Regions from separate parts of the Homo sapiens genome. Here region 2 is linked to region 1. A link is a loop called in an ENCODE intact Hi-C map of the cell type or tissue named here. Cell type or tissue: natural killer cell. All regions are shown on one strand. Links, peaks and the distances in the headings refer to the core of each region. The heading gives the core; the rest is flanking DNA.

Region 1 (15,492 bases), core at 6,866-11,865:
GGATTGCTTGAGCCTAGGCGGTTGAAGCAGCACTGAGCCACGATCACACCATTGCACTCCAGCCTGGTGACAGAACCAGTCTTTAAAAAAAAAAATTAACCTTTTTATTAGGAAAATATTAACATATACAAAAGCAGGGAAAGAATAATACAGTAAAGTCCTTCTCTTCATTACTCAGCTTCCTCAAGTATCAAATCCTAGTCAAACCCATTTCATTTATTCCCCCTCACACCTCTTCCTGCCGTTATTTTAAACGCCTCACAAATACATCATTTTCCTTGTAGATGTTCCAAAAATAAGGGATTTGGACACAATCACAATATATCAGAACATATAAAAATTACCAATTTCTTAATATTCAAGTGTATACGATGCCCAGATTTCCCTAATTGTCTGTCTGTATCTTTCTCTCTTTCTTTATATTTTCATAGTTCAAATTAGAATCTAAATGAGAGCCATTCATTGCAGTTGGTTGATACATCTCTTAAATCTCTCTTAATTCCCAGGTCCTTCCCCTAGTCCCCCAGTGTATGTGGTAAAGAAGCTATTTCATCCTGTAGGGTGTTCTGCAGTCTAGATTTGGCTGATTGCATTAAATTTGTTACTTTGCTCTTTGCATGACTTGAGAATTAGTAGTTAAATCTAGAGGTTCGGCCTCATTCTAGTTTGGTACCCTGCCTTCCAGAAAAATGCTTCCTGGGTGGTGGTAAGTGCTTCTGCCAGGAGGCTCATATGTCTCTTTTTTAATTGTAATTAGCAGCCACTGATCATTTATTTTTTTTTTTTGAGACGGAGTCTCACTCGGTCGCCCAGGCTGGAGTGCAGTGGCACAATCTTGTCTCACTGCAACCTCCGCCTCCCGGGTTCAAGCCATTCTCCTGCCTCAGCCTCCTGAGTAGCTGGGATTATAGGCGCCCGCCACCACACCTGGCTACTTTTTTGTATTTTTAGTAGAGACGGGGTTTCACTATGTTGGCCAGGCTGATCTCGAACTTCTGACCTCATGAAACACCCGCCTTGGCCTCCCAAAGTGCTGGGATTATAGGCCTGAGCCACCGCGCCTGGCCACCACTGATTATTTCTTAGATCCATTATTTTATTAGGGATTTCAAAACAGTGATATTCTAATTCTGCCATCCATTTATTCCTTGTACAAATAAATGAAACTTCACCCTTATCTTTCCATGGTTACCAGTGGATTTTATTTTTTAATCTATAATCAACTTTAATCAGTTCTTATTGATGATTAAAAGATCCATTTTGGGCCAGTAGGAGCATCTTCCTTCGTATTTGTCCTTTTCACTTAATCCCAGTGGTTTTTGTCCTTTTCACTTAATCGTTTTTCTCTAGTAAGACATGATTTTACTGCCTCACCTTATACATTGTCTTCCCTAGATGTGGAATTAAACTTGTCTCAGAAGAGCCCTCTTTTATTGTAGTGGGAAGTGGTATTTACATACTGGGTGCTGGGGTATTCATTCTTACTGGGTTGGTTGCTATTTCGAGGCCTTTTCAGTAGACAGAATAGGAAATAGGTGTTTTATTTCCCTACTTTCTTAAAGATAAAATACATTCTAAATTTATGCTGATACATCCAATTCAAATTCAGATTTTTCTATGGCCTTTATACTAATTCTGTCCTTCTTTTATGTATATCTTTATTTTTTTCCCGTGACTCAAATCCCATTTTTTAATGACACCAACAAAATTACTTATTTGCTTCAATTCCATAATACACATATAACAGCCCAGAATAGCAATAATCACATGGCTACAAACAGTATGCTTATTGAAAACAGCTTGGTATTGCATTTTGTTATGTATATCCTGCCAGGGCTGTATAAGCAAATTAATATATCTTAGAGTTACTTGAAACAGTTCCTAGAGTAGAACCAGCTCAATTGTTGCATTTCTTTCCATTTGGTGTAGTTTTAATGAGATTATTATTATTTAAGCTTCTTATTTTCATTCCCTCTGCCCCTTCTTAGATAAATAATAACATAATATACATCCTTTTGCTACCTTTCTTTTAACAGTATATTCTTGTGTTCTCCTCATAGCAGTATATAGAGCTCCTTCTCATTCCCTTCTATAATACTATTTCATAGAACTCCATGTATGAATGTAGCAGTTTATTCATCTGATCCCTATTAATAGGCATATGAGTTGATTCCAGTCATTTGCCATTACATGTAATGCTGCAGTGAATAGCCTGTGCATATAGATTTTGATGTTTTTGCCAGTGTATCTTGGGGCTATATCCCCAGAAGCGGGATGGCTGACTTAGAGGACAAGTGCATATATAATTTTGGGGGTTTTGCCACATTCCCCTCCACAGAGATTGTATCAGTTTGTGTTGACACTAGCAACTAATATGAGTGCTAATTTTTTTCGTGGCTTTATGTGTTGTCAAACATTTGGCTTTATGTCAGTATGATAGATGCAAAATTGAATATGTGCCATTAATTTGCATTTCTGTTGTCAGAGAGGTTGACTCATCAATTCTTTTTTATTTATTTATTTATTTATTTATTTATTTATTTATTTATTTTTAATTGATCATTCTTGGGTGTTTCTCGCAGAGGGGGATTTGGCAGGGTCATAGGACAATAGTGGAGGGAAGGTCAGCAGATAAACAAGTGAACAAAGGTCTCTGGTTTTCCTAGGCAGAGGACCCTGCGGCCTTCCGAAGTGTTTGTGTCCCTGGGTACTTAAGATTAGGGAGTGGTGATGACTCTTAACGAGCACGCTGCCTTCAAGCATCTGTTTAACAAAGCACATCTTGCACCGCCCTTAATCCATTTAACCCTGAGTGGACACAGCACATGTTTCAGAGAGCACAGGGTTGGGGATAAGGTCACAGATCAACAGGATCCCAAGGCAGAAGAATTTTTCTTAGTACAGAACAAAATGAAAAGTCTCCCATATCTACTTCTATCCACACAGACCCGGCAACCATCCGATTTCTCAATTTTTTCCCCACCCTTCCCGCCTTTCTATTCCACAAAACCGCCATTGTCATCATGGCCCATCCCCAATGAGCCGCTGGGCACACCTCCCAGAAGGGGTCGTGGCCGGGCAGAGGGGCTCCTCACTTCCCAGTAGGGGCGGCCGGGCAGAAGCGCCCCTGACCTCCCGGATGGGGCGGCTGGCCGGGCAGGGGGCTGACCCCCCCACCACCCTCCCGGACGGGGCGGCTGGCCAGGCAGAGGGGCTCCTCACTTCCCAGTAGGGGCGGCCGGGCAGAGGCGCCCCTCACCTCCTGGATAGGGCGGCTGGCCGGGCGGGGGGCTGACCCCCCCACCACCCTCCCGGACGGGGCGGCTCGCCAGGCAGAGGGGCTCCTCACTTCCCAGTAGGGGCGGCCGGGCAGAGGCGCCCCTCACCTCCCGGACGGGGTGGCTGGCCAGGCGGGGGGCTGATCCCCCCACCTCCCTCCCGGACGGGGCGGCTGGCCGGGTGGGGGGCTGACCCACCACCTCCCTCCCGGACTGGGCGGCTGGCCGGGCAGAGGGGTCCTCACTTCCCAGTAGGGGCAGCCGGGCAGAGGCGCCCCTCACCTCCCGGACGGGGCGGCTGGCCAGGCGGGGGGCTGACCCCCCCCACCTCCCTCCCGGACGGGGCGGCTGGCCGGGCGGGGGGCTGACCCCCCCACCTCCCTCCCGGACGGGGCGGCTGGCCGGGCGGGGGGCTGATCCCCCCCACCTCCCTCCCGGACGGGGCGGCTGGCCGGGCGGGGGGCTGACCCCCCCCACCTGCCTCCCGGACGGGGCGGCTGGCCGGGCAGAGGGGTCCTCACTTCCCAGTACGGGCAGCCGGGCAGAGGCGCCCCTCACCTCCCGGTCGGGGCGGCTGGCCAGGCGGGGGGCTGATCCCCCCACCTCCCTCCCGGACGGGGCGGCTGGCCGGGCGGGGGGCTGACCCCCCACCTCCCTCCCGGACTGGGCGGCTGGCCGGGCGGGGGGCTGACCCCCCACCTCCCTCCCGGACTGGGCGGCTGGCCGGGCGGGGGGCTGACCCCCCACCTCCCTCCCGGACGGGGCGGCTGGCCGGGCAGAGGGGTCCTCACTTCCCGGTAGGGGCGACCGGGCAGAGGCGCCCCTCACCTCCCGGACGGGGGGCTGATCCCCCCACCTCCCTCCCGGACGGGGCGGCTGGCCGGGCAGAGGGGCTCCTCACTTCCCAGTAGGGGCGGCCGGGCAGAGGCGCCCCTCACCTCCCGGACGGGGCGGCTGGCCGGGCGGGGGGCTGACCCCCCACCTTCCTCCCGGACTGGGCGGCTGGCCGGGCGGGGTGCTGACCCCCCACCTCCCTCCCGGACGGGGCGGCTGGCCGGGCAGAGGGGTCCTCACTTCCCGGTAGGGGCGACCGGGCAGAGGCGCCCCTCACCTCCCGGACGGGGCGGCCGGCCGGGCGGGGGGCTGACCCCCCCACCTCCCTCCCGGACGGGGCGGCTGGCCGGGCAGGGGGCTGACCCCCCCTCCCGGACGGGGCAGCTGGCCGGGCAGAGGGGCTCCTCACTTCCCAGTAGGGGCGGCCGGGCAGAGGAGCCCCTCACCTCCCGGACGGGGCGGCTGGCCGGGCGGGGGGCTGACCCCCCCCCCCCCTCCCGGACGGGGTGGCTGCCGGGCGGAGACGCTCCTCACTTCCCAGACGGGGTGGCTGCCGGATGGAGGGGCTCCTCACTTCTCAGACGGGGCGGTTGCCAGGCAGAGGGTTTCCTCACTTCTCAGACGGGGCGGCCAGGCAGAGGCGCTCCTCACATCCCAGACAGGGTTGCGGCCCAGCAGAGGTGCTCCTCACATCCCAGACAGGGCGGCGGGGCAGAGGCGCTCCCCACATCTCAGACGATGGGCGGCGGGGAAGAGGCGCTCCTCGCTTCCTAGATGGGATGGCGGCCGGGCAGAGACGCTCCTCACTTTCCAGACTGGGCAGCCAGGCAGAGAGGCTCCTCATATCCCAGACGATGGGCGGCCAGGCAGAGACGCTCCTCACTTCCCAGACGGGGTGGCGGCCGGGCAGAGGCTGCAATCTCGGCACTTTGGGGGGCCAAGGCAGGCGGCTGGGAGGTGGAGGTTGTAGCGAGCCGAGATCACACCACTGCACTCCAGCCTGGGCACCATTGAGCACTGAGTGAACGAGACTCCGTCTGCAATCCCAGCACCTCGGGAGGCCGAGGCTGGCGGATCACTCGCGGTCAGGAGCTGAGACCAGCCCGGCCAACACAGCAAAACCCCGTCTCCAACTCATCAATTCTTATGATTAAGAGGCATTTTCGTTTCTTTTTCTGTAAACTGTCTAATTATATTTCTAGTCCATTTTTCTCAAGAATGGGGGGGAGGTTGGTCCTGCTCACAGTAATAGTACTTTTCGATTAATAACAGACATTAGAGAACTGCTGTACCCAGTACTGTACTCGGTGCTGGGGAAGCAGAACTCAGTACTAGTGTCAAAGACCTTTTGACTCCAACATTTGTTGTGTTATTGTTGTTGTTATTATTATTGTTGTTATTATTTTGAGACAGAGTCTTGCTCTGTCACCCAAGCTGGAGTGCAGTGGTGCAATCTCAGCTCACGGGAACCTCCGCCTCCCAGGTTTCAAGCGATTCTCCTGCCTCACCCTCCCAAGTAGCTGGCACTATAGGCGTGTGCCACCACGCCTGGCTAATTTTTGTATTTTTCGTAGAGACAGGGTTTCACCGTGTTGGTCAGTCTGGTGTCGAACTCCTGACCTCAGGTGATCTGCCCGCCTCGGCCTCTGAAAGTGCTGGGATTACAGGCGTGAGCCACCACGCCAGGCCCATTGTGTTTTAATTTTATCCCACTATTTTCACTATGTGTTAAGCAGAACTAATTGTGACACTCAGTTCAATGTTAGAGAAGTCAATACTTAACCAAAGAAGAACATCCTTGCTTGGAGAAAGTCAGCTTGATACACATTTAGAGGCATGGAAGACAGCCTGTAAAGCTGTGTGGGTGCTGATGGCTAGCCTGAGAGCCACATGGCCTACTAATGTGATGTTTTGCTATGCAGTTGCCTCAAAAACTTGAATACCAACATTTAAAACCACAAACTTTTACATAAATGTGAAGATTTCTGGAATTTGGAAAAAGATGGAGGATGTACACACACTGGGTCCCATTCCTGTGTGGCAGCATTCCCTGGATGGGGCGGTTCTATCTCCATTTCCCCGTGGTCCACTTCACTCTTGAGTTCTTCACACCTGCACATCCAGGTCGGGAGCCACTGCCACACATAGCTGTTCAGCACTTGGAATATGGCTAGTCCAGATTGGGATATGGCATTTTGTTTAACGTGACTACTAGAATATTTAAAATTAAATATATAATTCTTATTTTATTTCTGTTGGATGGTGCTGGCTTATATTCAGCCTGCTGCATTCACTTAAATTGTTTGCCCAGGCTTCATGTCCCATGGAGCTCTATCAGACTCATGTGCCCATGGTCATCATTTGACAGGATGAGAACATGAGTATCTTGCAAATATCTGACTTTTCACAGGTCTCTGCTGGTTATGGTGGTCATGGCACCTGCTTGCTCTTGCTCTGTCCCAGCAGAGTGTGGGTGAGAAAATGCCACAGGTATTTAAATCTGATCACTTACAGTCTTGGTGGGGAGCACTGTTGCTCGAATATTTTTTTAAATTCTTTTTATTGAGGTATACTCTATGTACAGCGAATTGTTCGTATCTTATGTATGCTTTTCAATCTGCCGTGATGATTCGTATCAAGGCACAGAACATTTCTGTCATCCCAGAAAGGTCCTTCCTGTTCTTCACAAGCAATTCCTTCTTTCGTAAAGAAATCACTGCCCTGATTTCTGTTACCACAGGTCAATTCAACTACATATGTGTGTGTGTGTGTGTGTGTGTGTGTGTGTGTGTGTATATATTTATTTTTTTTTTTTTATTTTTTTTTTTTTTGAGATGGAGTCTTGCTCTGTCACCTAGGCTGGAGTGCAGTGACACAATCTTGGCTCACTGCAACTTCTGCCTCCCGGGTTCAAGCGATTCTCTTGCCTCAACCTCCCAAGTAGCTGGGATTACAGGCACATACCACCACGCCTGGCTAATTTTTGTATTATTAGTAGTGACGGGGTTTTATCATGTTGGCCAGGCTGGTTTTGAACTCCTGACCTCAGGTGATCCACCCACCTCAGCCTCCCAAAGTGCTGGGATTATAGGCGTGAGCCACCATGCCCAGCCTCAACTATATATAAATTTTTAAAATTTAATTTAGTTTAATTTTATTTTATTTTTGAGATGGAATTTCGCTCTGTCTCTCCCAGGCTGGAATGCAGTGGCACGATCTCAGCTCACTGCAACCTCTGCCTCCCGGGTTTAAGCAGTTCTCTGCCTCAGCCTCCTGAGTAGCTGGAATTATAGGCGCCCGCCACCGTGCTCGGCTACTTTTTGTATTTTTGGTAGAGACAAGGTTTCAGCATCTTGGCCAGGCTGGTCTTGAACTCCTGACCTTGTGATCCACCCACCTCGGCCTCCCAAAGTGCTGGGATTACAGGCGTGAGCCACCAGGCCTGGCCTCAACTATATTTTTTAATGTTTACTTAATACTCATCTAGTTTTGGTATTGACCATGACTTATATTGCTATTGACTGTCTTAAGAGTAACACTATTCTAATAGGATAGCTCACTTAATTTTTTAGCAAATATCCTTAGGTGAGGTATCATTTGCATATGTCTTCTTTGTCAACTTGTTATATTGGAAATGTATGTGTGTTTCCTTCTTTATCAATAGCTGTTATCATCTAAAGACATTATTTTGTTTTTTTGTTTATTTTATGCATATGTGTGTGCTTCAGTTTTACTCTTGGTATCATGCTGGCACTGGTTTACTTTGACACTGTTAAGCAGATATTAAGCAGTCTATTGTGAAATCTTCTATGGTGAAATGATCCTGACATGTGAAATAGGTCAGTTTAAATGACTCATGGTTTTGTTGTTATTTTTCTGCTGTCCAAGGAAAGAGTCTCAGTAAAACATTGTATATGTTCCTAAAGACTGCTTATTGAGATAGCTCTTTATAATTAATACATGCCTTGATTGTGACTTACTCATCCCTGTCTTACAGGCCAAACTTCCAGATCTGCAACCATTTCCTTCTCCAGATGGTGATACAGTGACCCAACATGAGGAACTGGTCTGGATGCCTGGAGTTAACGACTGTGACCTCCTTATGTACTTGAGGGCAGCAAGGTAATAGGAATCTACCCCCATCCTGCTTTCTGAATTAGACCATCTGAACTGATTATAGGCAGTAAACTTTGCATTTCCCCTGAGATTTTATTTCTATATTGGGCGTTCTCTGACTTTAAGTTTGGTTACACCCTCTGTAATCGGGACCCTGGCTCTTCTTACCAGAGAAAAATAGTTTGAAGTAATTTTTTTCATGATGAAGTAATGTTTTTCTTCTTGGTGTTTGCCCCACATCAAATTTTGGAACTTTTCAAGAGGAAAACAGCTTAGGCCATACATACAGTTACCAAAACCTCTCAATCCAGTTGAGTACTTCAGTCATTCAGCTCATCTGAAAACCCCACTACAGAGGGGTGGGGGTGAGGGGAGGGAGAGCATTAGGACAAATAGCTAATGCATTCGGGGCTTAAAACCTAGATGACGGGTTGATAGGTGCAGCAGAGCACCACGGCACACATATACCTAATGTAACAAACCGACACGTTCTGCACTTGTATCCTGGACCTTAAAGTAAAATTTAAAACAAAAACAAAACCCTCTACAGATTTCATGTTCTGTCTCTACTTTGTGGCTGTTCATTAGTGCCTGTCCTGAACTTGACATTTTTGTGGCTTGCCTACATGAGAATATTTATCTGTGATCACCCTCGTGGCAGTTGCATAGAACATACAAATGCCTTCGATGCAGAGAGAAGTGTGAATTCGCTCCTCACACGGCACAGAGCGGGCACCACAGAGCGGTCGTCACAGAGCAGGTGTCACAGAGCAGGCAGGCAGACTTTGTATGTAGTGATTCTGGGTCTTGGCAACGACAACAAAAACATGAAAGCAAGGATTAGGGCATCTGAATTTTAACCCTGGATGGGTTTGTGGGTTTCTTTTTTTTCTTTTTTTCTTTTTTTTTTGGTTGTTACTTGTTTTGTTTTTTTGAAACAGGGTCTTGCTGTGTCACCCAGGCTGGAGTACAGTGGCACAATTATAGCTCACTACAGCCTTAACTTCCTGAGCTCAAGCGATCCTCCTGCCTCAGCCTCCTGAGTAGCTAGGGTTATAGACCCGTGGCACCATGCCCGGCTATTTTTAATTTTGTTTTTGGTTGAGATGGGGTCCTTTCTGTGTTGCCCCAGTTACCTGGCTGTTTTCTAGTCAACGGTGTTGTGCATGGTGGCATTCAGTAGAGATGAGAATGTGTAAGTGGAGTGAATGACTAAGAGGTTTTATCTCTGGTTTCTCACCTTTTTTTTTTTTTTTTTTTAAGACAGGGTCTCACACTGGAGTGCAGTGGCATAATCATGACTCATTACAGCCTTAACCTCCTGGGCTCAAGTCATCCTCCCACCTCGTCCTCCCCAGTAGCTAGGACTACAGGCATGCACCACCATACCTGGCTAATATATTTTTTTTCTCTCTCTATGTTGTCAGGGCTGATTTTGAACTCTCTGGCCTCAAGCAGTCCTCTGGCGTCAGGCTCCCAGAGTGCTGGGATTACGGGCATGAGCCATCACACCCAGCCATGATTTTTTACTTTTAATTCACCTAAAGGTAGTTGATATGCAGAATGAGAGGAATTAAGTAAAATTTTAGATGACTTAATTTCACATGTTTTCTGGAGACTTTTCTTTCAGAAGATTGTCATCTACTGAAATATTGTGGCTCATAGATTTAGATTCTTCATGCTCTCAAATCTAAAATCTTAGTACTGCTAAAACGTGGGAAGAAACAATACAAATGGATCTGACTAAAAGTAACATATGTCTTTCTGCGTGAGTGAAGAGGAACTTAAATTTATTTTTGGTCTGGGCGTGATGGCTCACGCCTGTAATCCCAGCACTTTAGGAGGCTGAGGTGAGCAGATCACCTGAGGTCAGGAGTTCGAGACCAGCCCGACCAACACTGTGAAACCTTGTCTCTACTAAAAATACAGAAATTAGCTGGGCATGGGGTGTTCCTGTAATCTCAGCTACTCGGGAGGCCGAGGCAGGAGAATCCCTTGAATCCTGGAGGTGGAGGTTGCAGTGAGCCAAGATTGCGCCACTGTACTCCAGCCTGGATGACAGAGTGAGACTCCATCTCAAAAGAAAAAAAAAAAAAAATAGGAGCAGAGGCAGAGCTGGGAACTGGTTCATCATGCGTGTAGTAATGGAATTTGTTCTGGGCTGGAAATGTCCTCTGAAAATTGAAGGTCTAAGTCTCTGTCCTGATATTACTATGTACTAATAAAGGAAAAACCTTTTCTTCTGAAGGAGCATGGCGGCATTTGCAGGAATGTGTGATGGAGGCTCTACAGAGGACGGCTGTGTCGCAGCCTCTCGGGATGACACCACTCTGAATGCACTGAACACAGTAAGTCTTTTGAAGTCACCCTGAGTGGGAAGACACTTCTTTTTCCCCTGAACTGGCTGTAGGGAATGTGTGATGAGTGCGGAGCATGAAGTCGCCTGTAGACTCAGGAGTGAGTTGTGGTCTTGGCTGTTGGGTGCCATGGGGGCTCCAGGCCAGTGATGTGGCACCTGCAGGTTCATTTCCTAATCTGTGTCTGTGCTGCAGGTTTGAGGTGACTCTCAAATGAGATCCTAATAATAGCACCTGATACTTAACTGAGGCCTCACAAAGCCAAGTACTGTGCATAGAAGATCTTGCTTAATCCTCACAACCACCTCTAGGTTCTATTTTTATTTTTATTTATTTTTTATTTTTTTGAGATGGAGTCTCGCTCTGGCAGTGGCGCGATCTCAGCTCACTGCAAGCTCCGCTTCCCGGCTTCACACCGTTCTCCTACCTCAGCCTCCGGAGTAGCTGGGACTACAGACACCCACCACGCCCAGCTAATTTTTTGTATTTTTAGTAGAGACGGGGTTTCACCATGTTAGCCAGGATGATCTCAATCTCCTGACCTTGTGATCCTCCCACCTCGACCTCCCAAAGTGTTGGGATTACAGGCGTGAGCCACCACGCCCGGCCTCTAGGTTCTATTATTATCACCTTTTTAGACATAAGGAAATAAGTTGAGAGAGATTAAGTCACAATTTAAGGTCATACCCCCAAGATTGGAATCTAGAAGCCGTGTTTTTGTACTTCACTGTTTCTGAGACCATGTATTTATTTTAAAGCACATGGAGGGATGGGAAGAAGCTAAACTTTTTTGCATAAACTTGTTTTTTATAAAGTATACTTTGGAACATGTTAATATTTTACATGACTATAAAAAGTTTTACACGAATAATTTCTAAAAAATTAAAAGTAAAGGGAAATGAGGCTAATGTTACTGAGTTGGTTGCATGACATACCATCATAATTACTCATCTACTTTAATCCCATAATAAACACACAGCAGCTCAGATAACAACACACTGCTGCAAACAATATGATTACTGAAACCAGTTGTCTTTCGTTCTTTGTTTGTTGTTGTTGTTTTTATTTGTTTTGGCCTTAGGCTATATCCCATGGGGCTGTATAGGAATATTAATGTATTTTAAAGTTACATGAAATAATTCCTCTCTATCATTACTAATGTGAAACCATTAAATCTGAAGAGCTAATGATATTTATGGAATCAATTTCTGATATATTGATAGTCTGCATCGTTGTGTATGTGTATGTAGGCTGTTGAGTATGAGGCTAAGCACCTCTTCTGATGATTAACCAAATGTCATTTAAGCACCCCTTTGTTCTTTTTCTTTTTTCTTTTTTTTTAATTTCTTGAGAGGTCACTATAGTTAGAAGAGACTTTCAAGATCATCTGTCCCAGTTTCTAAATAGGAGAATCCGAGGCGGCTAGATGACTTAAATACTGACAGTCCCAAAAGTTCCTAACAGAGGGAAGAAAGTAGTCCCCATTCCTGATTTAGAAATCTACTGTGCAGCTTGCTTTTGAGGAAACGTAGATATCTGCGTGATATGGCTGATTTTTATTCCTAGTATAATTAGGTTTCTTGAGTATGATATAACATTTGAGTGGTTTTGCTAGGGATATGCCATTCTGTAAATAAGAGAATGTTTTTTCACATTGTCATAAATATTGTGTGTTTGTGTACATTGTCACTGATTCGATAGGATAGTTAGTGGGGATTTTTTTGTTGGTTAGTTTTAAATACAAAATCTTTATTTTGAGCATATGATTAAGCCAGAAGGGGCCTTTAAGATTATTTTACAGATGAGGAAGCTGAAACTCAGAGGTTGATGATACTACTGCCCAGTAGAGGCTGTGGTAGGTTAGATATGAATGTCTGTGAATTCAGAATACCTTAAAAGTGTGTGTACAAAGAGAAAGTCTTTGATAGGAACTTTTTTCTGTTGTTGTTGTTTGTTGTTGTTTTTTCTTGAGGCAAAGTCTCGCTCTGTCACCCAGGCTGGAGTGCAGTGGCACAGTCACAGCTCACTGCAGGCTCACTGCAGGCTTGACCTCCCAGGCTCAAGTGATCCTCCCACTTCAGCTTCCTGAGTAGCTGTAGCTGGGATTACAGGCATGTGCCACCGCACTCAGCTAATTTTTGTTTTTGAGACCATCTTGCTCTGTTGCCCAGTCTGGAGTACAGTGACACAGTCTTGGCTCACTGCAGCCTCAACCTCCCAGGCTCAAGCTTTTCTCCCACCTTAGCTTCCCAAGAGCTGTAGCTGATATCATAGACGCCCACCATCATGCTTGACTAATTAAATAAAAATTTTTTTTGTCAAGATGAGGTCCCACTGTATTGCCCAGGCTGGTCTCGGACTCCTGGGCTCAAGTGATCCTCCTGCCTCGGCCTCCCAAAGTGCTGGGATTACAGGTGTGTGCCACTGCACCTGGCCTTTTTTTAAGTTTTATTTTTTTTGTAGAGACATCGTCTTACTTTGTTGCCAGGGCTGATTTCAAACTCCTGGTCTTAAGTAATCCTCCTGTCTCAGACTCCCAAAGTGCTAGGATTACAGGCATGGGCCACCATGTCTGGCCAGTTGTTCTCTGTATAAAAGCTTTGTGAAAAAAATCCTGCTTTCATAACTGTGCTATCAGTTGAATTTTGAATAATGAAGATCTTGCCATATTTAATTAAATGTCTATTTTTGGCACTTTCTTGAATGTATATGATTTATTCCCCTTTTTATTCCAAACTCTCTTAAGAATTCTGTAGACCATACTTCAGTATAGAAATCATTTTGGCTACTTTTGCCCATGGTTCTTTGTGGCAAGCTCCTTCTGAAGGTTTTGTTAGCACTCCCAGAGATTTTTTTGTTGTACAATTTTTCATTTTTATGACACTGAAACTCTTCAGACTAGCCTGACATGGCTCAGGTGTCTTAGGTTATGTGTACATATTTTGTGATGAATTGAAAAGTTATGTGCTGTTTTAATTTTTGTACTTCACTGTTGAACTGACTCCGAAAACTTCAGTTGCAAGCATTTTCCTAATGAAAAATGAATGAAAATATCCTGTGAGAGAAGTTACTGGGATTTTTTACTTCCCTAGAGTAATAGAAGATTTGAGCTGTGTTAAGTAATAAGTTAAAAAGATATATACATTGTTGTGTGGAAAGCATTTATTGTTTTCTTAGAGTATAGCATAGATTTAAAACAAGGTTAGGCATTTATCAGTTTAGAAGAAACCTGTGAGTAATTAGTGTATATTTCCTGCTTCCTAGGGCAACATAGAACTTAAATGAAATAGGCTATATGGCCACATTAAAGTGTGTTGAACATCCAGTAGGAGTATTTAAATACGAGTAAATTTAAATAAATCGTTTCATTTTTAAAACTGCAATTGGTTTAGAAAATTTTTGAGCTGTCAGTTCTTTTTTGTTTGTTTGTTTGTTTGAGGCAGGATCTTGCTCTGTTGCCCAGGCTGGAGTGCAGTGGTGGATCACGGCTCACTGCAGCCTTGACCTCCTGGGCTCAAGCAGTCCTCCCACCTCAGCCTCCAGAGTAGCTGGTACCATAGGTGTGCACTACCATGCCCAGCTGTTTTTCTTGTTTTGTTTTGTTTTTTGTTTTTGTTTTGAGATGGAGTTTTGCTCTTGTTGCCCAGGCTGGAGTGCAATGGCGCAATCTTGGCTCACCACAACCTCCCAGGTTCAAGCGATTCTCCTGCCTCAGCCTTCCGAGTAGCTGGGATTGCAGGCATGTGCCACCAAACCCGGCTAATTTTGTATTTTTAGTAGAGACAGGGTTTCGCCATGTTGGTCAGGCTGGTCTCGAACTCCCGATCTCAGGTGATTCACCTGCCTTGGCCTCCCAAAGTTCTGGGATTACAGGCGTGAGCCACTGCGCCTGGCCCAGCTGGTTATTTTTACTTGCAGAGATGATGTCTCACAATGTTGCCCAGAGCTATCAGTTCTTTATGACAATTATGTGGACCTATTTTTGAATCTAAGCTCTTAGATTACTTATTTTTATTCTGTTTTTTCTTCATTATTAACAAAAGAGATTGCTAGTGTGTAATTTTTGAAACAACTTATTGAGGTAAGATTTATGTATAATAAACTGCTCTGTTTCAAAGTAAAAAATTTGAGGGTTTTCAGATATATAAATCTGTGAAACTACTTATAAATCTGTGAAACTACTATAATGTCAAGATACAAAACATTTCCAACACCCCCAAAAGTTGCCTCATGGCCTCTTATAATCATTTTCTGCTTCCAGCCTCAGATAGCCATTGAAGTATCGTGTTTTCAATGTTTTTTTTATTTTTTTAAAATCATTTTGGAGTAGTTTGCATTTCGCGGAATGTTACAGGAATGGAATCATATTGTGTGACTTCTTTGGGCATAAGGATTTTGAGAGCCAGTTGTGTTTCATGTATCGATAGTTCATCCCCTTTTTATTGATAAGTATTCCCTTGTATGGATATGCATATTCACAATTTTTTCATATTCTTTAACCTTGTTAAACAACATTCTGGTTGTTTATAAGCTTTTGGCCATTATAAATAAAAGTTTTTTCAACATTGTTGTATGAGTCTTTATGTTGACATTTATCTTCAGTTCTCTCAGGTAAATACTTGGAGTGGCAGGATTGTTTGTACGTAGGAAGCTCTCTCAGAAACTGTCAAACAGGTTTCTTTTCTTTTCTTTTCTTTTTTTTTTTTTTTTGAGATGTTGCCCAGGCTGGAGTGCAGTGGTGCGATCTCGGCTCACTGCAACCTCCTCCTCCCAGGTTTAAGCAGTTCTCCTGCCTCAGCCTCCTGAGTAGCTACAGGCATGTGCCACCACGTCCAGCTAATTTTTTTGTATTTTTCGTAGAGACAGGATTTCACCACGTTGGCCAGGATGGTCTTGACCTCTTGACC
Region 2 (15,492 bases), core at 4,515-9,514, 160 kb before region 1:
CACTGTACACTAAGGCGCAGAAGAATTATAATTCATATGCTAAACATAGAGGAAAAAAATATATTCCCATTGAGCTGTATTTTAGAGCCAAATGTAAATGGTAATTGGATTGACTTTTGCTTAGATTATTAATGTTCATACTTATCTGAAAGTTGGTTATATAAATATGTCATTAATATATAAATGATATGGTATTAATTATTCATATAATTTAATATATTAATATAACATGCAGATTATGTAATATATAAATAGAGCCAACTTTCAGATAAATCAGAACATTGATTTTATAAATATACACATATACTGGATTTTGTTTTATAGACATCTTTATTGTTTCTTGAATTTTTAACTTTCTTGCTCACTTTTGGCAGAAACAACTCTATTTTCTTTGTAAATAGAAACAGTGTATGATTTTGTAGTGAGTAGTGTTGAATGTACAATTTGGACTTACTATTTTTTCTCTTTGAGTGCTGAAAAAATGTTTTCTACACAGTTTTCTGGAGCAGTTATCTTGTTAACCCCAGGGAGAATGATTTTTTTTCTTAAAGTTATCAGAAGTGTTTCTGTCTGAAACTGCAGTTGCAGTGGAGAGGTTTTCAGCCCAAGCTTTTCATTCTTTTTGGACTCCTAGTAGACACTGATGAGTTTTCAGGGTCAAAGAGGAACATTTTAACAATGGTGTTAGCTGATCGTTTTTTGTTTGTTTTTTATTTTGAGACGGAGTCTCGCTTTGTCTCCCAGGCTGGAGTGCCATGGCACAATCTTGGCTCATTGCAACCTCCGCTTCCTGGGTTCATACGATTCTCCTGCCTCAGCCTCCCGAGTAGGTGGGATTACAGGCACCCATCACTGCACCCAGCTAATTTTTGTATTTTTAGTAGAGACAGGGTTTCGCCATCTTGGCCAGGATGGCTTCGAACGCCTGACCTCAGGTGATCCGCCCGCTTCAGCCTCCCAAAGTGCTGGGATGACAGGCATGAGCCACCGCCCCTGGCCTGATAGTTTTCTTTCTTTCATGATTGGCTCGTTCATGCTCTAAACTTAAGACTTGTCGAGGAAGTAGTAGGTCTCTGTATTTTCAGTTGCTAGCACTAGTAGCCTACCAGGACTTGGGAGTTTATGACTATCTGTTTAGCAGACGGTTCATCTGGGCAAAACTTTTGTAGGCAGTGATAATTTTTCCTTTTCTTGAAATATGTTTAGAAAATGGAAATCCTGTTTGAAACAGCATGTTTCTTACATAGAAGGAAGTAATCTAGTTTTGTGCTACATGCGTTCCTTCTTCTAATGTAGCTTATGATGCATGATTGCTCCTTCATCACCTATCTTCCAAAGACTAAATACTTTCTATTTTGCTGAATGTCTAAGGATATTTGAGATGCTTATGAGGAGGTCTTTTCTGGTAAGAGGTTTGACCTAAGAGCGCTGCAGAGAATATATGGTAATTGTTATGGTTTTAGCATGACCAAAGAGAATTTTCTTTTTTCTTTCTTTCTTTCTTTCTTTTTTTTTTTTGAGATGGAGTCTCTCTCGTTGCCCAGGCTGGAGTGCAGTGGCACGATCTCAGCTCACTGCAACCTCTGCCACCTGGGTTCAAGCGGTTCTCCTAACTCAGCCTCCCGAGTAGCTGGGACTACAGGTGTCCACCACCACGCTCGGCTAATTTTTTGTATTTTTAGTAGAGATGGGGTTTCACCGTGTTAGCCAGGATGGTCTCGACCTCCTGACCTCGTGATCTGCCCACCTCGGCCTCCCAAAGTGCTGGGATTACAGGTATGAGCCACCATGCCTGGCTGACCAAAGAGAATTTTCTCTGCATCTGAAGCATGTAACTGCAAACTGATTTGTTTGTGGTTGTCAAGTAAAGAGGACCAATCTTTTGTTTGTTTATATGCACTGTTTCCTTTCTCACCCTAGTTGCATGAGAAACAGAAGCTTCTTAGATTGATCGGTTGCCTCCTTTTGTTGCATTTGAGCATTGAGAACAAGGACCATGAGTTTTCTCCTCCATTGTGGTTTTAGTTCTAACACTTGGCACATAGTATTTAGTAAAGATTTGTTGAATAAGTGAGATAGGGTATTGGGGAAGATCATAAGAAAAACAAAAGATAAATTATTTATTTATAAATTTATTGTTAGGTCTATTCCAAAACTGACTTAGAAAGACAAAATTTTTTCCTGCTATAAAATATCTGTAAGAACTGTGTTAGCTTGGAGTTTGGGATTCACTTTTCCCATTGCAGACGCTTAAAAACCTCAAGACTTTTCTTGTTGGGTTTCTTTTTGGGGAGTACTTTATTAGGGATACCATTTATAGTAGAAATCTGGAAGACTGTAAAAACCACTTAATATTCCCGAAAGATGGAAGCTTGTTTCTGGAAGCTGTTATGTTTTGTTAAGGCAGAGACAATACATTTTCTTTTCTTTATTGAGATGGAGTCTTTTGCCCAGACTGGAGTGCAGTGGTGTGATCTCGGCTCACTGTAACCTCTGCCTCCTAGGTTCAAGCGATTCTCCTGCCTCAGCCTCCCAAGTAGCTGGGACTATAGGCGTGTGCCACTGTGCCCAGCTACTTTTTGTGTGTTTAGTAGAGACAGAGTTTCACCACGTTGGCCAGGCTGGTCTCGAACTTCTGACCTCACGTGATCCCCCTGCCTTGGCCTCCCAAAGTGCTGTGATTACAGGTGTGAGCCACCACGCCTGGCCAGTAATACATCTTTAGAGAGATCATTTTCCTTGGAACATAACTGAAAATGGTAGGATGAAAAGATGTGTAAAATGTAACTGAAGGTGGAAAAATCTTGCTCTGAAGCTCTCACTTTCGTTTGAGTTAAATATTATTTTTATTCTTGAAGGAAGTTCTGGGAGTTTGTAGAAGTAGCCAGAAAATATCTTTAGAATATAGTGCTCTATGCGATATCCTGAGACTTTTTTTTCTTTTCTTCTTCTTTTTTTTTTTTTTTTGAGACGGAGTCTCTCGCTCTGTCGCCCAGGCTGAAGTGCAGTGGCACAATCTCGGCTCACTACAAGCTCCGTCTCCTGGGTTCACGCCATTCTCCTGCCTCAGACTCCTGAGTAGCCGGGACTACAGGCGCCCGCCACCACACCCAGCTAATTTTTGTTGTATTTTTTAGTAGAGACAGGGTTTTACCACATTAGCAAGGATGATCTTGATCTCCTGACCCCGTGATCCATCTTCCTCGGCCTCCCAAAGCGCTGGGATTACAGGCGTGAGCCACCGCGCCCGGCCTATCCTGAGACATTTTTGACAGTGCTGCAAACTATTACTATTTTTTCAGGTAGAAATATTTTATTTTATGTTGGAGATGGGATCTCGCTTTGTTGCCAGGGTTGGTCTTGAACTCCTGGCTTCAAGTGGTCCTTCTGGCTTGGCCTCTCAAAATGCTGGGATTACAAGGCATGAGCCGCAGTGCCTGGCCTGGAAATAATTTTTACTACAGATTCTTTCCTCTTTAAATTAATATTATGAGTTATGAAGCTCCTTTTGTATAATAATACCCATTATATGTTGTCTACCAGGGTATTGGTTTGCTTTTTCTTTAAAAAGGAGAAAACATGTAAGGTGGAGGAAGTGTAGTTTACTCTTAGGCATTCAGACAGTTTTTATTATTGGTGTCATAAAAAACCCCAAACCATTTGCTGAGACCAAAAACTGTAGTTTTTAAATTTTAACACTTAATTTTTCTCCTGTGGCTTGTGCGAAGTTTTTAGGTGTAAAGCATGAATAAGTAAGAGATTCATTTAACAAAACATTATTTTAGGAAACAAATATGAAAAAGCGTTAAAACCATTCTTTTTTCTCTCCTAGCATTTTTGAAACGTTGGGGTTGTTGGAGTGGTTGGATTTTCCCTGGAATTGAGTGAGAAATTCAGAAGACTGAAGCCCAGGCTTACTGTCTACCTTTCACGGAGGCCTAGCCGTGAGAGGACAGAAGAAGGCACGTGGCGAATCATGACAGCGGACAAAGACAAAGACAAAGACAAAGAGAAGGACCGGGACCGAGACCGGGACCGAGAGAGAGAGAAAAGAGACAAAGCAAGAGAGAGTGAGAATTCAAGGCCACGCCGGAGCTGTACCTTGGAAGGAGGAGCCAAAAATTATGCTGAGAGTGATCACAGTGAAGACGAGGACAATGACAACAATAGTGCCACCGCAGAGGAGTCCACGAAGAAGAATAAGAAGAAACCACCGAAAAAAAAGTCTCGTTATGAAAGGACAGATACCGGTGAGATAACATCCTACATCACTGAAGATGATGTGGTCTACAGACCAGGAGGTAAGGAGCCTTACGTTTGGGTCTTGCCAATGTTTACAGTGGGGGAATGATCTTGGCATTATGGTGAAATAAATACGCTTTGTACACTTTAAGGAAGGCTTGGAATCTAGAAGAGTAGGAAACTTAATTTGGTAAACATGTGACCCACTTTTGGTCAGTTAGGTTCACCCACTTCTTGCTTGTGTCTGCCTTAATTTGCTCTTGTGTCCTGGTTTATGCATTCATGAGTTCTTTTCTTATTTTCCTGTGCTGCTTGTTCTCTAACTGGACCATCTGCTTAGTATTTTTTTGTCTTTTGAATTCATGCTTGCTTTTTAATCTTCAATCATAAATGAGACTGTGGTGACCCTGCAGAATTGACTGCTTGGTGGAGACAAGTAAACCTTAAGATTCTTGGAAACAGGAAATTTTACCTTGGGACAGGATCGACCAGACTCTAGAGAGGTACTTTTTAAAAATGGCCTTTAGGCCAGGCATGGTGGCTCACGCCTGCAATTCTAGCACTTTGGGAGGCTGAGGCGGGTGGTGACCTGAGGTCAGGAGTTCGAGACCAGCCTGACCAACATGATGAAACCCTGTCTCTACTAAAAATACAAAAATTAGCTGGGCTCGGTGGTGTGCACCTCTAATCCCAGCTACTTGGGAGGCTGAGACGGGAGAATTGCTTGAACCCAGGAGGTGGAGGTTGCAGTCAGCCGAGATCACACCACTGCACTCCAGCCTGGGCAACAGAGCGAGTCTCCGTCTCAGAAAAAAAAAAAAGCCCTGAAGATCAGAGATGTATTGCTCCTGCTAACTTCCTTTTCCAAAAATTTGAGCTTCAGGCTCTCTAATCAACAATAATAGAAGTAGTCATCTAACCTGCTTGGTTTTCCAGAAAATGTATTATGGTCACACCAGTATATTGTGGCTTATAGCATTGCTCAAAAAAAGACAGACTCAACTTTTAGATGAGATCAGGGAAACAAGTGAGTCAAAACCTGTTGAACACTAGCAAAGCCTTTCCTTTTCATTTGATGTATTGTGTGTATTAAGACACCTTTTTTAGGCTGGGCACAGTGTAATCCCAGCACTTTGGGAGGCGGAGACAGAAGGATTGCTTGAGCTCAGGAGTTCAAGACCAGCCTGGGCAACGTAGTGAGACCCCCATCTTTACAAAAAATTTTTACAAATTAGCTGGGCCTGGTGGCACACACCTGTAGTCCCAGCTATTCAGGAGGCTGAGGCAGGAGCATCACTTGAGTCTGGGAGGTCGAGGCTGTAGTGAAGCATGATTGCACCACTGCTTTCTAGCCTGGGCAACAGAGCAAGACCCTGTCTCAAAAAAAAAAACAAAAAAAAACAAAACAAGATCCTTTCTTACAGAAGCCAGTAAAACCTAGGTGAAATCATTTTGTTTGAGTTACTTTTACTGTTGAAGAGTGACATGAATTTTGTATGAGATGTAATTAGCAGATTAAAGCTGCCCATTTTTATGTTTTTCTGAGAAGGAGATTAAAATACTTCACTGTGTTATGTCCATAATCTGGAACAATCATTTTACTGAGGAATGCTGTTACTGTTATGAACTTCACGTCAAGTTCCAGATTTTCATTCTCCCACACAGGAGTTTTTTAAATTTCAAAAGATGTCAGTGGGGCTGGGCACGGTGGCTCATGACTGTAATCCCAGCACTTTGAGAGGCTGAGGCGGCGGGAGGATTGCTTGAGTAGTGTGGAGACCAGCCTGGGCAACATAGTGAGACCGTATCTCTGCAAAACAGTAAAAAATTAGCTGGGAGTGTGATGAGACTGCAGTCCCAGCTACTCAGGAGGCTGAGGTAGAAGAATCCCTTGAGCTCAGGAGGGCAAGGCTGCAGTAAGCCCCGTTCACATCATAGCACTGCAGCCTGTGCAGCAGAGCAAAACCCTGTCTCCACCCCTCCCCCCCGCAAAAAAAAAAAAAGTCAGTGCTAGAACTTAATACAGACAAATTTGCATTCACAGCTACAATTTCTTGGTTGGAGATTAACTGAGAAGGTATTTGTGTGATATAAATTGATCAGAGTGGAGGTTTTAGAGCAGTTAGAAATCTGCTGTAACGATTAAATGATGTGTGTAGGTTACAGTACTGTCTGTATTTATCTTTGATGTAGACTCAGCTATTGGGCAGTAAGAATTTCTTAGTGACTGAAGAATCTCTCAGAGTTACCACAGATTGCTTGTTTAGGGCGTACGCACATCTAAATCATGGGAAAGGAACAAAACATGTTAACCCTTTTTTTTTTTTTTTTTTTTTTGAGGTGGAGTCTCGCTCTGTTGCTTAGGCTGGAGTGCAGTGGCGCGATCTTGGCTCACTGCAAGCTCCGCCTCCCGGGTTCACGCCATTCTCCTGCCTCAGCCTCCCCAGTAGCTGGGACTACAGGCGCCCACCACTGCGCCCAGCTAATATTTTGTATTTTTAGTAGAGACGGGGTTTCACCGTGGTCTCGATCTCCTGACCTCGTGATCTACCCGCCTCGGCCTCCCAAAGTGCTGGGATTACAGGCGTGAGCCATCGCGCCTGGCCAACTCTTTTAGATATAGATTACATTATGATAACTTCAGTATAAGGAAAGATTTACTTTTTTATTATCCTTTCTCTTGATAACAATTTAATGTGGTAATACAGTTTGGATCACTGTCAAAAGGCAAGCTGCCTTGTGCAGTATTGAATGCTAACCTTTCTCAGCATTTATAATATGGAACGTTATTCTGGTGTCAGTGGGGACATTTCACCAAAAATAGTAGTCAAATATGTGTGGAAAATGCTGCCTGTACAGTCTCCCTCATGAGAGAGTCAGAATTAGTGACTCCAAGAAGCCCGACAGTTAAGGAAACCTCTTTAACATGAAAAACACCGGCTATTTTTCCCATTTATGGGACTGTGGCACCCTGTTTCTGCTGAGTATCTCCCTAAAAATAGAAATAAACCAACAAACCACAAACAGTCTTGGATCTGGGCACAGTGGCGTGTGCTTTTAGTCTCGGCTACTTGTGAGACTGAAGTGGGAGGATCTCTTGAGCACAGGAGGTCAAGGTTGCAGTGCTCTATGATTGTAGTGAAATTTTTACAAATTAGCTGGGCGTGGTGAACTATGATTATAGGAAGTCCTCCTGATAATGATTTGGCTGTGTGTCCTCACCCAAATGTCACCTTGAATTGTAATAATCCCCACGTGTCAAGGTCGGGACTAGGTGGAGATAAATGAATCATGGGGGCAGTTTCCGCCATCATGTTCTTATGATAGTGAGTGAGTTCTCACAGGATATGATGGTTTTATAAGGGGCCTTTCCACCTTTGCTCAGCCCTTCTCTCTCTTACTGTCATATGAGAAGGATGTGTTTGTTTCTCTTTCCACCATAATTGTAAGCTTCCTAAGGCCTCCCCAGCCCTGTGGAATTGTGGATCAATTAAACCTCTGTCCTTTATAAATAACCCAGTCTGAGGCAGTTCTTTATAGCAGCGTGAGAATGGACTAATACACCTCCCTTCTTGAGTCTGGAAGAATATGTGAAGGGAGATTGCTAAGGACTTATTTACAGAATGGTTCTTAAAGTGCTTGGGCAAGAACTATGTATTTGTGGAGGCTGGTAGTGTTTCAGTGAATCTGAAAACCTTTGTGACATGTGAGAAAGGTATGCTGTCTCTGAAAGCTAAGTGTATTATGAAGGATCTATAAAGGCCACACATGGTTTGGAAGATTTCCGTGGCACCCAGAGCAAGACAGCTCCATGTGAGGCACCCTTTTGCTTGAGTGGGGGCTGTGCCTTTGCATCCTGCCAGGTCCAGTGGATGTCTATTTGGTAAGGAGACTGTCTTTGACCTTCTCAGTGGTTTCCTTTCGTTTTGGTGATGGATTTGAAGCTGAGTTAGCTGCCTTCTCCAAACAGCTTTTTCTCTAAATGAGTATTTGTTAAATATTGTCTGTTCTTTAGGGTTACTTAAACTGAAGAATCAGAAGTAGGGTGCTGGGCTGGGCAAGGTGGCTCACACCTGTAATCCCAGCACTTTGAGAGTCTCAGGTGGGAGGATCACTTGAGGCCAGGAGTTTAAGGCTGCAGTGAACTACATGCCATTATATTACAGCCTGGGTGACAGAGCAAGACTGTCTCTTAAAAAACAAAAAACAAAACCAAAAAAACCAGCAGAGTACTGTGATTAGATTCCCAGATGGGGGTTGAGTTTTTTCTTTCCTTTGTTTTGTTTCCTGATTTTTTTTTTTTTTCTTTTGAGACAGGGTATTGCTCTGTCATCCAGGCTGTCAGTGGTATGATCACAGCTCACTGCAGCCTTGACCTCCCAGGCTCAAGTCATCCTCCTGCCTTGGCTTCCCAAAGTGCTGGGATTATAGGCCTAAGCCACTGCACCTGGTCTTTTACTTTCTTGATATAAACTACTACAATAACATCCTTTGTTAGTGATGAAAAACCATTATCCTCACCCACTTGCAGAGATCCTGTGTGCTTAGTTGTATCTTAAAAGCTTAGGATCTGTGGAGAATGTTGTAAAGGATATCTTCAATGGATTACTAGCTTAAAAAAAAACAGAGAGTCTCACTCTGTCGCTCAGACTGGAGGGTAGTGGCGTGATCATAGTTAACCACATCCTCGAACTCCTGGGCTCAATTGCTTCTCCTGCCTCAGCCTCTTGAGTAGCTAGGACTACAGGTGTGCTTACACCTGGCCTATTAACAATTTTTTTGTAGAGATGGGGTCTTGCTATGTTATTCAGGCTGGTCTTGAACTCCTGGCCTCAAGTGATCCTCCTGCCTCCATCTCCCAAAGTCTTGGGGTTATAGGTATGAGCCACTGCATCTGGCCAAATTACTAGTTTTTAAATGGTAGATTTTTTTTTTTGAGACGTAGTCTCAGCCTGTTGCCCAGGCTTGATGCAGTTGTGAGATCTCAACTCACTGCAACCTCTGCCTCCTGGGTTCAAGCAATTCTCCTGCCTCAGCCTCCTGAGTAGCTGGGATTACAGGCACGTGGCACTACACCCAGCTAATTTATTTTTATTTATTTATTTATTTAATTTAATTTAATTTTTATTTTTTTTTGAGATGGAGTCTCACTCTGTCGCCAGGCTGGAGGGCAGTGGTGCGATCTCGGCTCACTGCAACCTCCGCCTCCTGGGTTCAAGCGATTCTCCTGCCTCAGCCTCATAAGTAGCTGGGATTACAGGCGCGTGCCACCATGCCCAGCTAATTTTTGTGTTTTTAGTAGAGACGGGGTTTCACCATGTTGGCTAGGATGGTCTCGATCTCCTGACTTTGTGATCTGCCCGCCCCGGCCTCCTAAAGTGCTGGGATTACAGGCGTGAGCCACTGCTCCTGGCCTAATTTTTGTATTTTTTGTAGAGACAGGGTTTTACCACATTGGCTAGGCTGGTCTCGAACTCCTGACCTCAGGTGATCCACCCACCTTGGCCTCCCAAAGTGCTGGGATTACAGACGTGAACCACCGCTTCCAAGTGAATAGATCTTTAATACTCATTTATTTCTATGGGATATAAAGCACAAATTAAGATTTTTCAAATATTTATTGCTTTCTACATCTCTGAATTGGTTTTACTACTCAGAATAAGTATAAATTATAGGGACCTCTCGAAATGTCACTGAGAATGAGCATAGCAGGGATACTTTGAGGATAAAGGTAGGCTTTCATATAATCATACTTTTCTGTCCCAAGCTATATTTAAATTGTTTAGTGTTTAGAAGCATGTGATCTTATGGAGAAATTAAATATTATTTAGAATTTATCACTACGGTTTAATCTCATGCGTTGTCACAACCAGGTCTTTTTCACCTTTGCTGCTAAACTCTGGGATTACCTTAATTTTGTCCTTAGGAGCTCAGCATAATAGATTTTGTTACTTACACTGCCCATGTTCCCGCCTGCCTCGGGGCCTTTGCACTTGCTCTTCTCGTCTCGGTAACACACTTAATTCTTATCTTTTCTTAAGCTCTGCCACCCCAGTGTCACTGCCTTTCTCCCAGGTTAGTCAAATACATTTCCTTAATAAATACTGTTATAGCCTTTTTTGTATCTTTTCTTCTAGCACTTAGAACAGTAATAATTTTATTAGGATTAATAAGTCTCCCTTCTCCAAAAAAACAGCAATTCTTATTTTCCCCCACTCATCATTGAATTCCTGCCATCTACTGACAATAGTGTACACATAGTGTGTATTCCATAATATATATACATTTTTTTTTTTTTTTTTGAGACGGAGTCTTGCCCTGTCATGCAGGCTGGAGTGCAGTGGTGCAATCTCAGCTCACTGCAACCTCCGCCTCCTGGGTTCAAGTGATTCTCCTGCCTCATCTTCGAGAGTAGCTGGGATTACAGGCGTGTGACACCACGCCCGGCTAATTTTTGTGTTTTTAGTAGAGTCAGGGTTTCACCATGTTGGCCAGGCTGGTCTCGAACTCCTGACCTCAAGTGATCTGCCCACCTCGGCCTCCCAAACTGCTGGGATTACAGGTGAGAGCCACCGCGCCCAGCCTGTATTCCATAATATTTGTTGAATAAAGAAATTTCTAGAAACATTAAAAAAAATTATTGACTCATTGATGATGTTAAAATTAGAATAAGACTTCTGGAAGTCTGTTTTGTATTACTTCCCAATGAATGATTTAACAGACTTGTTTAAAAATAAAACCAAAACAAAAACCTTGTGGGGCTCTATTGTATATTGTCCTTGAGTCAGATCTAACTTCTTTGTTGTCTGTCAGCCATTACTCCTGTTTTGAGATGACTGTCACGGTAACAAATTGATTTATTACACAGCTGTGTGCAGCCAGATTTTCCTTCTGGGCTTCTTTAGCATAGGATATTGATTTCTGGAGTTTGCTGTAGGTGGCATATTAATTTCTTTCTACTGTTTTCAGTTAGGTTCTAGGAAATTTGATTCCTTTATTTCTGGTGTAGGTAGAACTGGTTAAAAAACTAACTTCATATTATTGTGAGATTTTTTTTTTTATTTTGGCATATTGGTATTGCTTGCTATTTGGATAATGAAATGTATTTTTTTTTTCAAAAGTATGTATTAATTTTTTAACATTTTGTCATATTAACTGATAATTTTGTTTGATTGTCCTATTTACCCTATAGTCCTAGAATATGTGTTCCTTCTACTTTCATGAACATAGTGCAAAACATGTATTTATGTATATAAGTTTGTGGTTTGTGAAATCTTAGGTGATGCAAAATATTTGACCATTTTATTTGACAATTTTGAGGAAAAATGCCCTGGAAACTAGAATTGTTTACTTTGATCACTTAAGTGTTATTTTCTTTTGATGCAAATGGAATTTAAGCTGGAAAAAATTCAAACTAGGCAAAATGAAACCTGAGGATCTAGTTTGAATAAAAATGGAATATACGTTATTTCTAAAACCTATTTAAAGTAAATGACTATAGGTCAGGTGCAGTGGCTCACGTCTGTAATTCCAGAACTTTGGGAGGTGGAGGTAGGTAGGTAGATTGAGCCCAGGAGTTCAAGACCAGCTTGGGCAACATGGCGAAACCTTGTCTCTACTCAAAATACAAAAGTTAGCCGGGCTTGGTGGTGTGCTCCTGTAGTCCCAGCTACTTGGGAGGCTGAGGTGGGAGGATCCCTTAAGCATGGAAGGTTGAGGCTGCAGTGAGCAGTGATTGCACCACTGCACTGCAGCCTGGGTTACAGAGTGAGACCCCATCGCAAAAACAGGTAAATGATTTCAACATGAAACATGATGTTGAGTGGACACAGAAGAGCATAATACTGTATAATTCCTTTTATAGAAAATTTTAAAACAGCCACAACTAATCTTTGGTGTTTGAAGTCAGGAGAGAGATTGCCCTATGGGTACAGGGAACAGAACATTAAGGGGACCCCCAGGTTCTGGCCATGTTACGTTTTATGGTACTGGTTACATGGACTTGTTCTGTGAAAATTTACTGCATTTTGCACTTCTCTGTATATGTATTACACTTCAGTAAAAGTTTGCCTTAAAAGAAAAAGTAAAGATAACATGCAACTATTTTCTAAATGGAAAATTTCCATTCAATCAAGTTACTGTTTAAAGTGGGGAGGGAGTCCCCGATATTTTAACAAATGGTCCTAACATTTAGCTACTGCGTCTTCACTGAGGTCTGTGGAGGCTGCAAGTGGTGTCACATCCTTAGTTCTCTGAATCATCGAAAGCTTCTGTAAGGCAATTAATTACTCAGACAAACATTTCCTTCCCAAAATAAAACAAAACCAAGATGTGGTATTTGGTGTTCCAGGGGACACACACACACACACACACACACACACACACACACATACATATTTTAAATAGAAGCTCATTTGATCTGTAACTTTTTATCTACATCTCAATATTTAGAAGAATTTTAGGTATTAATAGATGTGACATGCAAATGAAGGTGTCTTCTTGAAACATTCATATTTTGTGGTGGGGTAGTTTTATTGATAATGGCAAGAATATTTTTGTGTAACATAGCATAAAGGCATCTTTAGGCAGAGCTTAATGTTTTTTTTCCGACATGTGACAAATTCAGTTGCACTTATTAGACCTATTATTAATCTGCTTAAAGCTTTTCAGTGTATTCCCTGTTCACCAGCAGGTTTGTTCCCAGAACCTGGCACTGTAGACCCTCTGTGACCTAGTTGCCTATCTGCACAATCATCTTTAATGTTATTTAATCAACGTTAATCTTATTTGGGAGGAAACACAATGTGGCTGTGTGTTAGTATGTTAGGGATGCTGTGGCTGTATAACAAATGGAGTGGCTTAAACAACAGAGGTATGTTGTCTTACAGTTCTGGAGGCCACACATCCAACAGCAAGGTGTTGGCAGGGTCGTGTTACCTCTTTTTCATTTCTTTTTGAGACAGGGTCGCCCAGGATGGTGTGCTATGGCATGATCATTGCTCACTGCAGCCTCAATCTCCTGAGTAGCAGGGACTATAGGCATGCATTACCATGCCTGGCTAATTGTATTTTTTGTAGAGACAAGGTTTTGCCATGTTGCCCAGGCTGATCTTGAACTCCTTGGCTCACACTATCCGCCCACCTTGGCCTCCCAAAGTGCTGGGATTTCAGGCATGAGCCACTCCACCCAGCCTCATGTTACCTCTGAAGGCACCAGGGAAGGATCTGTTTCAAGCCTCTGTCCTTGCTTACAGTAGTTTGCTGCTTTGTGGCAGCGTAGTGGTGATCTTTCATAGCATTCTCTTTGTGTACATATCTCTGTGTCTATCTACATTTTTCCTTTTTGTAAGGATGCCAGTCATATTGGATTAGGGCTCACCTTACTTAATGTTAACTAATCACACCTACAGTGTAATTATATTTTCATGTGTCCTTATTTTAGTTACATTGGCAATGATGACCCTGTTTTTTTTTTGTTTGTTTGTTTTTTTTTGAGTGGCGGGGAAGGGTCTCACTCTGTTGTCCAGACAACAGTGCAGTGACATGAACACGGCTTACTGAAGCCTTGAACTCCCGAGCTCAAGTGGTCCTCCTGCCTCAGCCTCTCAAGTAGCTGGAACTACAGGTGCACGGCACTGTGCCCAGCTAGTTTCTAATTTTTTTTTAGAGAAGGGATCTTGTTTTGTTGTCTAGGCTGGTCTTGAACTCCTGGACTCAAGCCAGGAGTCTTGCCTCAGCATCTCAAAGTGTTGAGATTACGGGCATGAGCCACTGTGCCTGGCCTTACCTGTTCTTTAATAAGGTCACATTCTGAGCTATTGGGAGTAAAGACTTCAACATACGAATTTTGGGAAGGACAAACTCATCCTGTAACAGGCAGGAAGAGCTTTGTTGTTAGGTAGACTCAGGTTCAGGTGTTTCACATTTGAGAGCTTTGTTGTTAGGTAGACTCAGGTTCAGGTGTTTCACATTTGAGTGACATCTCCTCAGTTCTCTTAGTTGTATGTCTTTGGAACAGTTGGGAAAATGTAGTTCTTATTTTCAGTCACATTATAGTGAACTTTTAGTTATGGATTACATTAGTTAACTTTTAATTTCTTCTGTTTCTTTTGAAATTTTATTTCATCTTTTAGTTGATTGCCTTTTCATGTATATTAGGAAGTTATTCAAATTCCACGTATGTGAAAGACAATTCTTTAGCACATAAAAACTTATTACTTCGTGAGGATAGAGGAAAGAGAAAATACTAAAGTTATTCTAATTAGAGAAATGGGAAGTGATATTTGAGACAAATTAATCATATCTTTTTTGATTTTATAGGGAAAGGATCATTAAGTATCATGAAACCTGTACTGTAGTTGTTCTCTGCACCAAGCATTGGCCACAGATTGGCATCCCATGGGAGTTGGTTAGAAATGCAGAATCTCAGATTCCGCCCCCAATCTGCTGAATCAAAATCCATGTTTTATATAATAAGATGTCCAGGTGATTTAAACACACGTTTAGATTTGAGAGTCACTAATCACTCATTAGTGCTTCCCAGTCTTTTTCAAGCTAACGCAGATATAAAATGAGTCCATTGCATGAGGTGAGAGGATTAGTACCCAGCATGCTTGTCACTTACCTGTGGCAGACTACAAATTAGGCAGATCAAAAATTAGAGAAAAAATATGTGATTTCATGGCTTGAGATTTTGACGTTAAAATATGATGCATGCAGTTCAAGAAGAACAGAGGTGGCTGCAGAATTACATTCTGGCCAAATTATTGGGAATAATTTGCATCTTCTAAAGTGCCTGATTGCAAAGGGCACTGTGAACTTGGCTGTAAATAGTAAGGGAGCTACAACATGGGTGACAACCAGTTTTAAAGCACCTTCTATCTACTGGATTTGCTTTGAGTGTGTAATTTCTAGTCCTTAGAAAATTCCTATACAACCTAGACATTGTTTCCCTGCTGTACAGATGAGGAAACAAAGACATGGAGGCCAAAGTCACACAGCTGGTTTGTAAAATGGTATGGGCCTGTGAGAACTGGTTAAAGCCAAGAATGAACGGACATTTGCATAAAACCCTGAAGAGAATACAAAAAACAAATAACCTGTGTGGAAGAAAAAAGAAGAGATAGACTGATTTCTTCGAAAATGCAAGTGATATAATTACTTTGCTCTTTTTCTCTTTTCTCCTTTTACTCCTAAAATTATTTATAGCTCTCCTGTTGCCAAAAATTGTATGTCTAGTCAGGCACAGTG

Evidence for each region. Hi-C counts contacts between places; a loop is a spot of excess contacts. Peaks named below come from ENCODE experiments on the same cell type or tissue, not always from the same donor. Only the 100,000 strongest peaks of a DNase experiment are listed, where the experiment ranks them.
Region 2: a loop joins it to region 1, with 7 times the contacts of the local background. A loop is called at or near these places in 1 of 110 quality-filtered maps.

Annotation. Positions count from the first base shown.
Region 1 is chr1:8,490,147-8,505,638 of GRCh38, reverse strand. It overlaps RERE (arginine-glutamic acid dipeptide repeats), which reads left to right. Exons shown (of 23, transcript NM_001042681.2): 9 at 8,110-8,234; 10 at 10,477-10,576. It overlaps SNORD128 (small nucleolar RNA, C/D box 128), which reads left to right and starts at 10,726; the gene lies at 10,726-10,839. RefSeq lists enhancers at 417-1,326, 2,471-3,154. In natural killer cell, for the core only: no CTCF peak of the experiment used is centred there; DNase peaks (open chromatin) are centred at 8,958 and 9,408; H3K27ac peaks cover 2,162 bases.
Region 2 is chr1:8,644,782-8,660,273 of GRCh38, reverse strand. RERE (arginine-glutamic acid dipeptide repeats) reads left to right here. Exons shown (of 23, transcript NM_001042681.2): 2 at 3,833-4,301. The coding sequence starts at 3,977. Among named protein-coding and RNA genes, the nearest start is that of SNORD128, 160 kb to the right of the region's middle. RefSeq lists an enhancer at 8,152-8,231. In natural killer cell, for the core only: no CTCF peak of the experiment used is centred there; DNase peaks (open chromatin) are centred at 7,563 and 8,923.